Regions from separate parts of the Homo sapiens genome. Here region 2 is linked to region 1. Evidence: chromatin contacts called from ENCODE Hi-C or POLR2A ChIA-PET data. All regions are on one chromosome and are shown on one strand. The core of a region is the stretch at or near the end of the contact, and the rest is flanking DNA. Distances in the headings are between cores, read along the strand shown.

The links. A loop is a pair of places that touch in the nucleus more often than their neighbours do. ChIA-PET counts read pairs that join two places held with the same protein, here RNA polymerase II (POLR2A).
Region 2: a map of PC-3 shows a loop between it and region 1 (1.8-fold over the local background). The contact joins the promoter of LINC00856 here to the enhancer-like site in region 1. A Hi-C loop is called at or near these places in 2 of 168 maps with a recorded cell type or tissue (CD14-positive monocyte and PC-3). POLR2A ChIA-PET finds 5 or more read pairs at or near these places in 1 of 52 experiments (T-cell).

What each region holds. Positions count from the first base shown.
Region 1 is chr10:78,754,382-78,760,236 of GRCh38, reverse strand. No RefSeq gene overlaps it. Among named protein-coding and RNA genes, the nearest start is that of ZMIZ1-AS1, 310 kb to the left of the region's middle. RefSeq lists enhancers at 1,366-2,003, 2,004-2,642, 3,282-3,920. Within about 2 kb of position 3,421, at least 20 of the 41 ENCODE cell types and tissues checked have a DNase peak (open chromatin) inside an H3K27ac peak, as active enhancers do; they include CD14-positive monocyte and PC-3, where a contact is called at or near this core.
Region 2 is chr10:78,244,727-78,250,987 of GRCh38, reverse strand. LINC00856 (long intergenic non-protein coding RNA 856) reads right to left here and starts at 2,363. Exons shown (of 2, transcript NR_038985.1): 1 at 1,918-2,363; 2 at 1-711. RefSeq lists an enhancer at 510-579.

The DNA.
Region 1 (5,855 bases), core at 2,172-4,671:
CCACTGGAGGAAACAGAGGCCCAGAGATGCTAGGTAACCTGCTCCAGACCACACAGCTGGGTCTTGTGAGGATACATTTTGAATTCCTGTTCTGCCTGTTTCAATGCTTGCCTGTTTCTTGGGGAAGAACCCCACTTCTTTCTTTGGGAGGGCTGCTGCAGAAGGTCACTGGGGTGGCTTGAGGCCTGAGGGCAGGCCTGGCCACAGACCCTTCAAATGATTGCTAAGGCACATGCCACTCAGGAACTCCTGGTCAGATGAGCAGAAGACAAAAGGAGCCTCCACTAGACGGCCACCCGTGCAGGCCCAGATGCCAAGCTCTGGGGAGCATTTGAAGGCAAGTGGGTCAGGCACTGCCCTGTCCCCAAGGAGCTCACAGACCAGTGAGAAACCTATGACAAGAGTGTTAAGACCCACTTCACAGGCATCGAGCCAGTCAAATCTCTGCCATGCCCATTGCAGGGTGACCTGAGGTGAGAACCAGGACTTCTCAGAACCTCAATTTCTTTATCTGTAAAATGCAGATACTAGAACCTAACTCATCACATTATTGCAAAGCAATGTGTGGGAGGCACAAGGCTCAATACAAAGAAGGAGCTTGGCAGTAATAGTAATCATGACTCTTATTACCACTCCAGCCAGAGTTCAGCAGCAGGGAAGAGCAGGTAAATGAGAGGTGTAAGGAAAGCACGAAGAACATGCTATCAGGATTCATGGGTGGGAAGGGGGCAGGGGCGGAGCATGGAAAAGCCTCAGGAGGCTCCTGTTTGTTCATCCTTCCCTTCCCCTTCCCCTTCCCCTTCCCCTTCCCCTTCCCCTTTCCCTTCTCCCCCTCCCTCCCTCCTTTCTTTCTTTTCTTTCTTTCTTTCTTTCTTTCTTTCTTTCTTTCTTTCTTTCTTTCTTTCTTTTCTTTCTTTCTTTCTGTCTCTCTCTCTCTTTCTCCCTCCCTCGCTCCCTTCCCTCCTTCCTTCCTTCCTCTCTTTCTTTCTTTTCTTTCTTTCTTTCTTTCTTTCTTTCTTTCTTTCTTTCTTTCTTTCTTTCTCCTTTTCTCTCCCTTTCTTTTCTTTCCCTCTTTCTTTTTTTCTTTTTCTCTTTCTTCCTCTCTCTCTTTCTTTCTTTCTTTCTTTCTTTCTTTCTTTCTTTCTTTCTTTCTTTCTTTCTTTCTTTCTTTCTTTCTTTCTTTTTTTTCTCTTTCACAGGGTCTTAAGGGTCTTGCTCTGTTGCCCAGGCTGGACTGCAGTGGTGAGATCATAGCTCACTGCAGCCTCAACCTCCCAGGCTCAAATGATCTTCCCACCTCAGCACCCCCAGTAGATGGGACTATAGGCATGCACCATCACACCTGGCTAATTTTTGTATTTTTGGTAGAGACAGGGTCTTGCCATGTTGCCCAGGGTGGTGTCGAACTCCTAGGCTCATGCAATTCTCTCACCTTGACCTCCCAAAGTACTGGGATTACAGGTGTGAGCCCCACACCCAGCCCCTTTACACTGTTTATTTTTCTAATGCTCTTGTTTGGGGACTTTTACACTTATTCCAGAACATGCAGTCAGCACCCAGTGACTATCTGTGGAAGGAGCGAACCAAGGAATGATGTCTCCAGCTCCAGTGCTCCAGAGTTTCAGATGTGGCTCTGTTTCATCCCCATCCTGGCTGCTCTGGTTCAGAGAACTTGGGTGGCAGACTCACTGCCAGCAGTGGGGAGCAGCCCCTGCCCCACACGGGCCCAGCCTCAAGGTCCCGGAGTAAGCACTTCTTGCTCCAAGCCATCTTCTAGAGAGATGGGAGACAGGGAAGCTAGGAGCTTCTACCACCATCTGAGTCACTGTGGATGGAGAGAGCCGCTGGAGAGACAGGAGTGCAAGGGCCTGGCGTGGCTCTGCAGCTCTGGAGACGTGGGACAGGCCACTTGCCTTTCAGGGGTGCTATGGCAGAGCCTACCCCGTTGGCCTTCTCAGCAGTTTGCCTTATGTCTAAAGCTTCCTGGGCCTGCAGCACAGGGTGCTAGTTTTGCCTATGGGGGCAGCCAACCCTCTACCAATTAGGTTAGAGTTGGTGGTGTACAACCCATTCCTCAGCGGGTCAGCCTGAGACATGTCCTCCCCAGCCTTGCAGACTGTCCCGAGGGGGAGTGAAATATAAAGATGACCTATTTACGAATCCATCCTTTACATGCTTGTCTTTGTTCACTGTCTTGATATCGGTGTTCCCACTGTGCCTCCACGGCCTCCTGCCTCCTGTGTTCTTGGCTCCTTCTCAGCCTGGCTGCCTGGCCCTCACCCTGAGCCTGGGGAGAAGTCAGGACCTTTCACTTGCCGGCTCTGGGTTATACGATGATCTTCTGTTCCCAGGATTCAGCCTTTTGCCTAACAGGAGGACCAGGAAGTGAGAAAAAAAATTAAACAGCTTTGGGCTGGCTTTGGGAGGAGTGGCAGGGAGCTCCCTCCAGCCTCCTGTGAAATGGGTGTGCTGGCTTTATATTTCGAGAGAATGCTGTCGGACGAACGGGTAAAGGGCTGACTCATCAGTTGTTAATGGCCCTAACACCCAGCATCTGCGAGCCCTCCTGGGACGTCGTCGTAGGGTGATTTGCTTTTCAGGGCTCTGACATCAGAGGCCTTGTCTCTGTCTGCTGGAGTGTGTCATGCTCTCGCTCTTCGCAGGAAAACTGCTTAATGCTATGGCAAAAGAAAAGTAATAAAATATTCATTTGCCAAGGCTAGAGGGTGGAAGCTATCGAATCCTCCAGGAGAAGGAGTCCTAAATTAAAGACACGCACAGACCCGGATGAAAGCACATGGCCACACAGCAGACATTCTTAGGCACACAGCACGTATAGGAAAAACAGCCTCCCATGTACCCAAAAGCATCTGCCTGTGCACACACAAAGCCCTGCGTGTGCAAGCACACATGTACCCATCACACACCTATGCAATACACAAGCCTGCACTAACGACACACCCACGTCACGATGTGAAGACACACGCACATTGCACAAGCCTGTGGAACCCTGCTCCATACACACACACGCACACACCTATACCTATTCCCTCACCGTTGTAATTAAAAGTGACATCTTCCTAGCTCATCTACTGGGGGCGGGAGAGCCCATCAAACCGGCCCTGACTTTTGAACAATAGCCGCCTGTCTGGCTGTCCCGAGGAAGCCTGGCTCTGTCAGGCAGAAAGCAGATGCCGTGCTGGGGGAAACAGGGGAAGTGTGACTCAGAGGTGAGTTACACAACTTGGTTCTGCCTGTCTGCTGTGCCCAGGAGGAGGATGGGGGAAGCTAGCAAATGGGAAAGCTGAGAGGCTGCTGCACTTCTGGAAGTTTCCACATCATCAGCCTGGAGGAGGCTGAGGCTCCCCGAGGGTGGCATGAGGAGGCTGCTGCGCTGTCATGAGCAGGAACACATGTGCTTGATCACATGGGGCGCCTTCCCTCAGAGGGAGGGGTGCTGTGGCTGTCACCTTCTCGCTAAGGTTATAGCCTTCCGCTGACCTGCTCCTGCCCATCTGGCCTGCTGCCACAGGGCACCACCACGCCTATGTAGACAACAGGTTGGCCCCAGGCTTGGGTTGTGGACACACAAGTTGGCCTGCATCTATAAAGATGCTGCCTACTGATGGTTCTAGAAGCCCTGACGGAGTAGCTTATAACTAGAGGATTGGTGCCCAGACCTGAGATTTTGGAAACGATCCCAGCTCACAGATTTCCTGAGAATGACAATGTCCTGGCTCCCTGGGATGTTTTTTTGTTTTCTGTTTTTTGTTTTGTTTGTTTGTTTGTTGTTGTTTTTTCATACCATCTATTCTACAAACATTGACCAAACATTGACTAAGGGCTAGGGCCTTGGGTAACATAGCTGGTTGCTGGAAGGATCTCACAGTCTGTGAGGGAGGCAGGCAAGGGCCAAAAGTGACTGCAATTTGCTCGTGGAGCAGCTGACTCTAACTGGTTTTGGAAGGTTGAGTTGGCTGGGTAAAGAAAGAGGTATGGATGTGAGTGGGTGGGAGATGGGAGGATAGGAGGGTGTCAAAGAGGGAGAGTTAAATTCTGAGGAGAGGAGTAGCATTCTCACAAAACTGCTTTCCTACACAGATCACTGTAGACCCGGGCTGGCAAAGTACAGCTCACAGGTCAAATCTGGTTCACTTTCTGTTTTTGTAAATAAAGTTTTATTGGAACCCAGCCATGCCCATTCATTTCTTATCTCCAGAAAACTTGAGTAGTCACAGCATGGCCCTCAAATCCCAAAATATTTATGATCTGAGTCTTTACAGAAAAAGTCTGTCTGTGTTCTAGACCCATCCATGAATTCTGGAACCCAACGCAGAATTCCAGAACCAATCACAAAATTTCTACAGCCTACTGTAGTAGTCCAGAATCCAGCATGGTTTTCTAGAGCTCCCTGGAAGAGTGACATTTGTATAGGGATTTAGAAGTTTACAGTGAGCTTTTGCATCAATTATCCCATTTAATCCTCCAACAAGCCTGTGTGAGGTTAATGGTAATTTTATCCCAATTTTGCAGATGAAAAAACTAAGACAAAGGGAAATTAAGGGACTTGCTGAAGACCGCATGGCTGGGAGACGGCTGAGGTCAGGCAGCCTGATTCTAACATTCCATGCTTTTTCCGCTGTATTATCCTACAGATGTTTCTCCGTCACACACTGCACTACTTAGCTGCCCTCCCTGACAGTCATTTCCCCCTTCTTTCTAACTCCCACTGCCACCGAGGAAGTCTTTGGAAGTCTTTTGTCCACTGTGGTGTGTTAGTGGGGAGACAGGGTTTGGAGAAGCATCAAATTTCCTTTCCGCATCTGTTTGCTGGTGCCCAGTGTACCCTGGGATGCTAACTAACAGTGACAGCTGATCTTCAATCGGCTGGCATGTGAGAAGAACCACTGGGTCAGGTAATTCCAGTTCACCTCTTCAGAACTGCATCCAGGAGGCAGCCCCGGGTGGCAGGGATGGTCCTGCCGGAGCTGCTGGGCACTCCTGTGGGGGATGTGATGGAATCTGCCACGTCCCTCACCTACCCACCCCAAGCAGGGGCAGGCACCCTGAACGACCCCTTCTGAACACAGGGCTTGCAGCCTCCTTGCTCATTGGTGTACACAGGAGCTGCTCTTAATGGAATTACACCTCATTTATTAGATACGAGGACCTAAGATGTGGCTGTGTTATATTAGGCGAATTCTGAAGGCTCCCACCCCTGGACACACACACACACACACACACACACACACTCATTTCCTGCAGCTCTGAGGGCTGCTGGCTGGAGCTCTGCATGCTGTGGGTAGCACATTTAACTCGATAACATATAATATACGATGGGATCATATTTAACAAGGAAAACAGGGCCCGAATGGACAGAGGAGCAGTGTGGCTGGGTTGCCATGGAAACCCCTTGTTCGGAATTTCCTGACTCCTAGGAGATTACATTTTCAACCTTAATGCTGTATTAACATAAGCTTTGGCACTTAATGTCTCTGTTTTTCACCTCCCCTCTCTCCCTTGCTTACAGGCAAAAGCAAGCAGCAGAGATGAGCCAGGGAGGAGGAGAGAGGCTGCATTTCATGATCTGGTCAAAACCAGCCATGGCACCCAGACAAGGTGCTCTGCAGCTTTCAAAGTGCATCACATCCATTATCTTCTGTGACCCACAGACAGGTCAGCAAAGCTGGCTGGTGTGAGGTCACCAAGCCCCGTGCAGGTTGCTCCTCACATACCTCTTGCATCCACTCCTTCTTCTCCGTCGCATGCCACTGCCCTTGTCATCTCTCACGGGGCTGTTGCAATAGCTTCCTGCTTGTTTCCCTGCTCCCAGCCTGCGCCCTCTGTCCCCTCTT
Region 2 (6,261 bases), core at 1,114-3,613, 510 kb after region 1:
TGCCAGGAAAATGGTAACAGTAAGAATGACAGAAAGGCTTAAATGGCACTAACTGTGAACCAAGAGCTCTGCATATAATAACTTACTTAATCCTTACAATAACTATGCTAGATAGATTTTATTATGCCCATTTTATAGAAAAAGAAACTGAGACACAGAAAGGTTAAGTAACTTATCCAAGGTCATATAGCAAGTGCCAGAGATGGATTCCAACCGGGATCATCTGGTTCTAAAGTTCATGCTTCTAACTCTGAAAAACTTCATGGAAATAAGCCTATCAGAAGAGGAAGCTGGTCAGAAGAAGGCTGGGATGCAGCGGGTGGTAAGTACCACTTAGAAAGAAAGCAGAGCGTGAAGCCCAAGGAGCCTTTGTTTGCCATCACAGATGCCACTCAGGAGATGCAGCGCAGGGACTGGAGCTTCAGCAGATGATGCAGTCCTAGAGCCTTTGCCACACCTCAGGTTGTTTTTATTGTTCCCTATTTCTCTGCAATGACCAACAGCAAAGCAGTTAACAAGGAAGTCCTGTGGCTTACCAAGGAAGGAAGTCATGGGGCCACCATAACCCGTCTTGCAGCCCAGCTTGGTGGGGTGTTGGGGAGGGATGTCACAGATGTCCATACCCCACCTAGGAGCCAGGGCAGGTTCGGCTGGGGCACTAGGTAGACTTCGGAACTGTGGCAGGATATCCACGTCAGATCTAGATTCAAGCTGTAATAATAATTTATTTGTATCATTGTAATTATTTGTTTAACGTCTCCCAATTGGCTCTATGTGAGAAAGTGAGTGAAGCTATGTCTGTCTTGTTCAGTTCACATCCCCAGCTGCTGGCTTAGAGCCTGGTGTATAGTAGGTACTCAATAAATATTTATTACATCAACGAGCAAAGAGAATAAGTATAAGCCAGGGTTTCTCAACCACAGCACTATTGGCACCTGGGGCTGGATAATTCTGTTTTTAGAGGCCTGGACTGTGCACTGTAAGTTGTTTCAGCAGAGTCCTTGGCCTCTGCACGTTAGATGCCAGCAGGACTCCCTCCTCGAAATAAGAACCAAAAATGTCCCCTGGGGGGCAAAATTGCCCCCCAGCTGGGAATGACTAATATAAACCAATATTCTTGGCTAGTGCCACTAATTGAAAGAGAGAAGCCAAATTTAATCTGCATATGCAGTGGGCAAGGGGGAATCTGAGCCCTAAAAACCAGGAGGGGCTGAGAGGAAGAAGGTGTGAAAGTCGGGGCCACCCACTGAGCTCTCAGATGACTACCAAGTGCACCCTCCAGTTTGTCTCTTGGGTTGTAAGGCATGAGGGCGATTGTGCTGACTTTAACATACAGAATAGGGTAGGTGGGAATGAAGGGGGTGATGGCAGCGTCCAGGAGAGAGAGGTGGACCCAAGACCAGACACCAAGGCAGGACAAAAACAGCCCAGGAGTGGGTCTGAGAACAGATTGGGCAGCAGAAATCCCCACGCAGTTCCCGAACAAGGAATCTTTTGACAGGTGGCCTTGCAACACCGACCCTCTCTTGTCTCCACTTTGAAGCCTGCCCTGTGCAATGTGGCCTCACACCCAGGAGGCCCTCAGATCAAGGTGGTCTTGGCAGATCCTCTAGGAGGGATTAGACCGTGACATTACAGCTACATGACGGCCTCGTTCTTATTACACACACACTCGCCCTGTCTAAGCTTGCGAACTCTGATTTGTTTATTTCTGAAAAACTGTCTCCACGAAGACACCAAGCTGGGCTGCGAGAGATAGCACTGACTCAGCCATTTCCCCATCCTCAGCATAAAAGGATCTAAAAAGAATAATTTAAGCTTCTCTGGAATGAGATCATTTAATGAATCTTCTTGATGCTAAGAGGTTTTATATGCCTTTTTAAAAACCCTTCCCCAAGCACGGAGCTATGATATTACCTTGGAGAGCAGAGAGATGAAGTGATACACGTATGCACAGCACACAGGAGGAAGGAGGTGGTTTCCTTGGCAACAACATCCATGTTCTGGCTTCCCTCGGCTAAATTGGAATATATTGAAATATCTGCTTTGGGCGCCTCTTTTGCGAAGGGAAATGAGTGGTTTTCTATTCAGGCACTCTCAGAACCGCGAGCCAGCAGCTGGGGAGCGATGTTCTGTGAGTTCGATGCATCTGAATGGGGCAAGGCCGTTAGCAAGCTGGCAGAAGTCCCCAGCATTCCTTTGCAAAACCAAACCATCGTTTCCTCAGCCAAGGGAAAATGAAAGCAGCGAACACATGAGGTTCGACTGGCCGGACAGATAGGCTAGGACTCTGTCTCACGCAGTCTTTCTATGGCTACTGCTCTGTAGCTTTCCAAACATACCCAGCTCGATAGATCAGACTCCAAAAGCCTACTCACGATGCGCTTAAAATGGGGAGTGGCTGTAAGAAAAATATAGACCTATCGAAAAAAGGTCCTCAAATCTGATCTGCTCAAAATCCTTGACAATAGGGAGGCAGCTATGCCCCTAAAACACAGTGCCTGGCACCGAGGAGTATGTTAACATCATGTTTGTGGAATTGGACTTGGACTCAGGCAGACCTCGGTTTTGGCCCTGGCTTCACTATTAACATTCCACATGACATTGCACATGTTCCATAAACCCTCTGGCCTCAGTTTCCTCCTCTCTAAAGCAGAGACAAGCATCCCTTCCTATAGAATTGTGAAGATTAAATGGGGTGACCTGTAAAATGCCTAGCATGAAGGCGGCATTCCATTATGGTTACTTTTCCCCACCAAGAAACAAGAAGCATTCTGTTTCTTTCAGATAGGTGAAATTTACAGAAAAGAACAGTGTCTTAGGGAGAGCAGGAACAACCTCACCCAAGGAGCCAAACTCCTTTCCATTTTTATTTTCAGGGTGCTTTTGGAGAGCTGAGACAGCCTAGGTTGGGAAGTGTCTGGATCAGGATGTCAGAAGGGCCAACTCAGTCATAACCACAGAACCAGCCACAAGCCTCAGGGGAAATGGGACAAGGAGACAGCGAGGGTCTGAGGTCTTGGCAGGCCAGTGGCAGGTAGCACCACAGAGACCAATGGGAGCATCAGCCATCAGCTGGGGCCAAGGAGGGGATGCTGAAAGGGCAGGGAGGTGAGGTCTGCTGGGGAGGAGGACCAGCCCCACACATCAGGGACACAGTCTTTATAACCGGCTCTCTATTTAAAGACCCTCACATAAGATTGTACACTATGTTTTGTTGCAATAGCTCATACCTGTCACTCCTAAGAAGGTCTTTCATAAGACTCAGTTAAAATAGTTGCTTCAATGTAAACACATCAGGACCAAGGATTTCCCATTAGAAGCACAGACTTTAATTCCTAGACTGTCATTCTTTCTAAGAAGTCTTATGAACACAAAAAGGCATTTCAGTTCTATGTCTAATATTTATTTGTGTGCCTTTGGGGGAAAAAAAATATTTTCTAAGCCTTGTACTTGTGCTGTACACAATAACCGCCCTTTCCTAAAGTCACAGGACAGCAGTGAGAGTAAAATTAAAAGGCGGGCAGCATAGTGAGTGGGAACACACCATCTGTGTCTTTATATCATATGATTTTATGTATTCTGACCATCTGTGAAAGAGAGGTTTGCTACTTGGCTGAAGAATGTACAAGCTCAGGCCCTTTCCCCCTGGGAAGGTAAAAAAAAAAAAAAAAAAAAAAAAAGAAGAATAAAAATTACAATAATAATTCAAAAGATCCTCTAGAAAAATAAACTTCTACTGCTCACTAATAAATTTCTGAAAAAAGAACATCACTAAAGGGATATTTGTTCTGCAAATTTTAAAATGCATTCTAAATCTGCAATAATTAAAACAGTGTGGTACTAGCAAAAAAAAATTAGCAGACGGAACAATGAGGCAGATTCAATACATAATATATTTAAACTTTAATATACTTTTAAGATAGAATTTCATGTCATTATGGGAAAATATGGACTATTCAGTGAATTATGGCTTGAGGATAACTGACCAACCTACTAGGGAGCAAATTTAAATTCTATCCCTACCTCACACCACATGATTTTTTTTTTTGAGACAGTCTCGCTCTGTCGTCCAAGCTGGAGTGCAGTGGCGCGATCTCGGCTCACTGCACACTCCAGGTTCACACCATTCTCCTGCCTCAGCCTCTCAAGTAGCTGGGACTACAGGTGCCCACCACCATGCCCAGCTAATTTTTTTTTGTATTTTTACATGTTAGCCAGGATGATCTTGATCTTCTGACCTTGTGATCCACCCGCCTTGGCCTCCCAAAGTGCTGGGATTACAGGCGTGAGCCACCGGGCCTGGTCCTTTGGTTTTTTTTTTTTTTTTTTTGGTTTTTTTTTGAGACAGAGTCTTGCTCTGTCACCCAGGCTGGAGTGCAGTGGTGCGATCTGGGCTCACTGCAAGCTCTGCCTCCCAGGTTCACACCATTCTCCTGCCTCAGCCTCCCGAGTAGCTAGAACTACAGGCCCCTGCCACCATGCCTGGCTAATTTTTTTTTGTATTTTTAGTAGAGACAGGGTTTCACTGTGTTAGCCAGAATGGTCTCGATCTCCTGACCTCGTGATCCACCCACTCTGGCCTCCCAAAGTGCTGGAATTACAGGCGTGAGCCACCACGCCCAGCCCACACCACACTTTAAAATAAATTCCAGGCCAGGCACAGTGGCTCACACCTGTAATTCCAACATTTTGGGAGGCCAAGGCAAGAGGATTATCTGTGGCCAGAAGTTCAAGACCAGCCTGGGCAACAAAGCAAGACCCTGTCTGTACAAAAAAATTTAAAATTTTACCCAGGCATGTTGGTACAGGCCTGTAGTCCCAGTTACTGGGGAGGCTGAAGTGGGAGGATCGCCTGAGTCCAGAAGTTTGAGGCTGCAGTAAGCTGCAATTGTGCCATAGCACTCCAGCCTGGGCAACACAGCAAGACCTCATCTCAAAAATATAAAATAAAATAAAATTCCAGATAGGTTAAATATTTAAAAAATAGAGTATTAAAATGAAATATGAAGTAAGATTCACATTATCTTCAAGTTGCATGCCAGACATCTTTTATGCCGCATGTCACACCCTGTCAGCTCCTCTTTTTGTTTCACCACCCCCGCCATGCCACATCTCCCTCTCTCTCTGCTCCCAGCTTCTCTGGCCCAGCTCTTTGGGATACCTGCTGTCAGTGACCAACTCTGCCATTCTGCCGTGTGCACAATATTGGGAGTGCAAGCAGTCCACATCCCCCAGGGAAGCCTTTGATTCTTGTGAAATAAAAACCTTCTTCCCTCTGCCAGGGAGCCAATTCTGAGGCATGTTCTCCAAAGTTCCTGACAGGACCCCAGCAGGACTGACCCCTATTTCCCCTGTGTTGGCCTCCCCTCCTGTCCTGTCTCCCTCTTTCCAGCCTCCCACTCCTCTTCCCTGGAAGCCAATCACAAAATCAACTCTGCAGATAGGCCTTTGTCACAGGTTCTGCTCTTTGGGGGACCCAAGTTAAGATGGGTAGGAAAGACCTAAGTATAGAGCTAAATTGAGAAAACATGAAGAGAAAGGTCAATAGGTTTATTTTCTTTAAAATGTAAAACTTCTGTACATCAAAATATTTCACATATACTCTTCCCTTTCCTTCCAAAACAATTTAGGCTAGAAGCCACTACGTGGGATTAAGCAAGGTTGGCATCTATGCAAAATGAGACAGCAGCCACTGGGGCACTGGAGCACATCATGGGGTGGAGGCGATCACGGGGTGTCAAAGGCTAAGCAGGTCAAAGGGGCCATACATGAGGGTGAGTGGTGGCCCAGTGTGAGTGGCCAAGCCCAAGTGGTGCAAAGGGGGCATCTGAGGAGTAGGGAACAGCCCAGCTTGGGGTGTCACAGCCTGAGTAGGTTGAAGAGGTATCCATGAAAGGAGGTGGCCCAGCACAGGGTGTTGGAGCCAGAACAGGATAAGAAAGGCAGCTCTAATACACTGGTGGGGAGGGTGTCCCTAGGGCAATGGCAGTGATAAGGGATTGGTTACATACAAGGTATTGATCAAATGACTAAATATATTACAGAAGATGAGATGGGAGCCAGATTTTTCACTGTCACAGAAGACAGTTATAACAATGGCCTGGTGTGGTGGCTCACGCCTGTAATCTCAGCACTTTGGGAGGCCAAGACAAGTGAATCACCTAAGCTCAGGAGTTCGAGACTAGCCTGGCCAACATGGTGAAAACTCATCTCTACTAAAAATACAAAAATTAGCCAGGTGTGGTGGTGGGTGCCTGT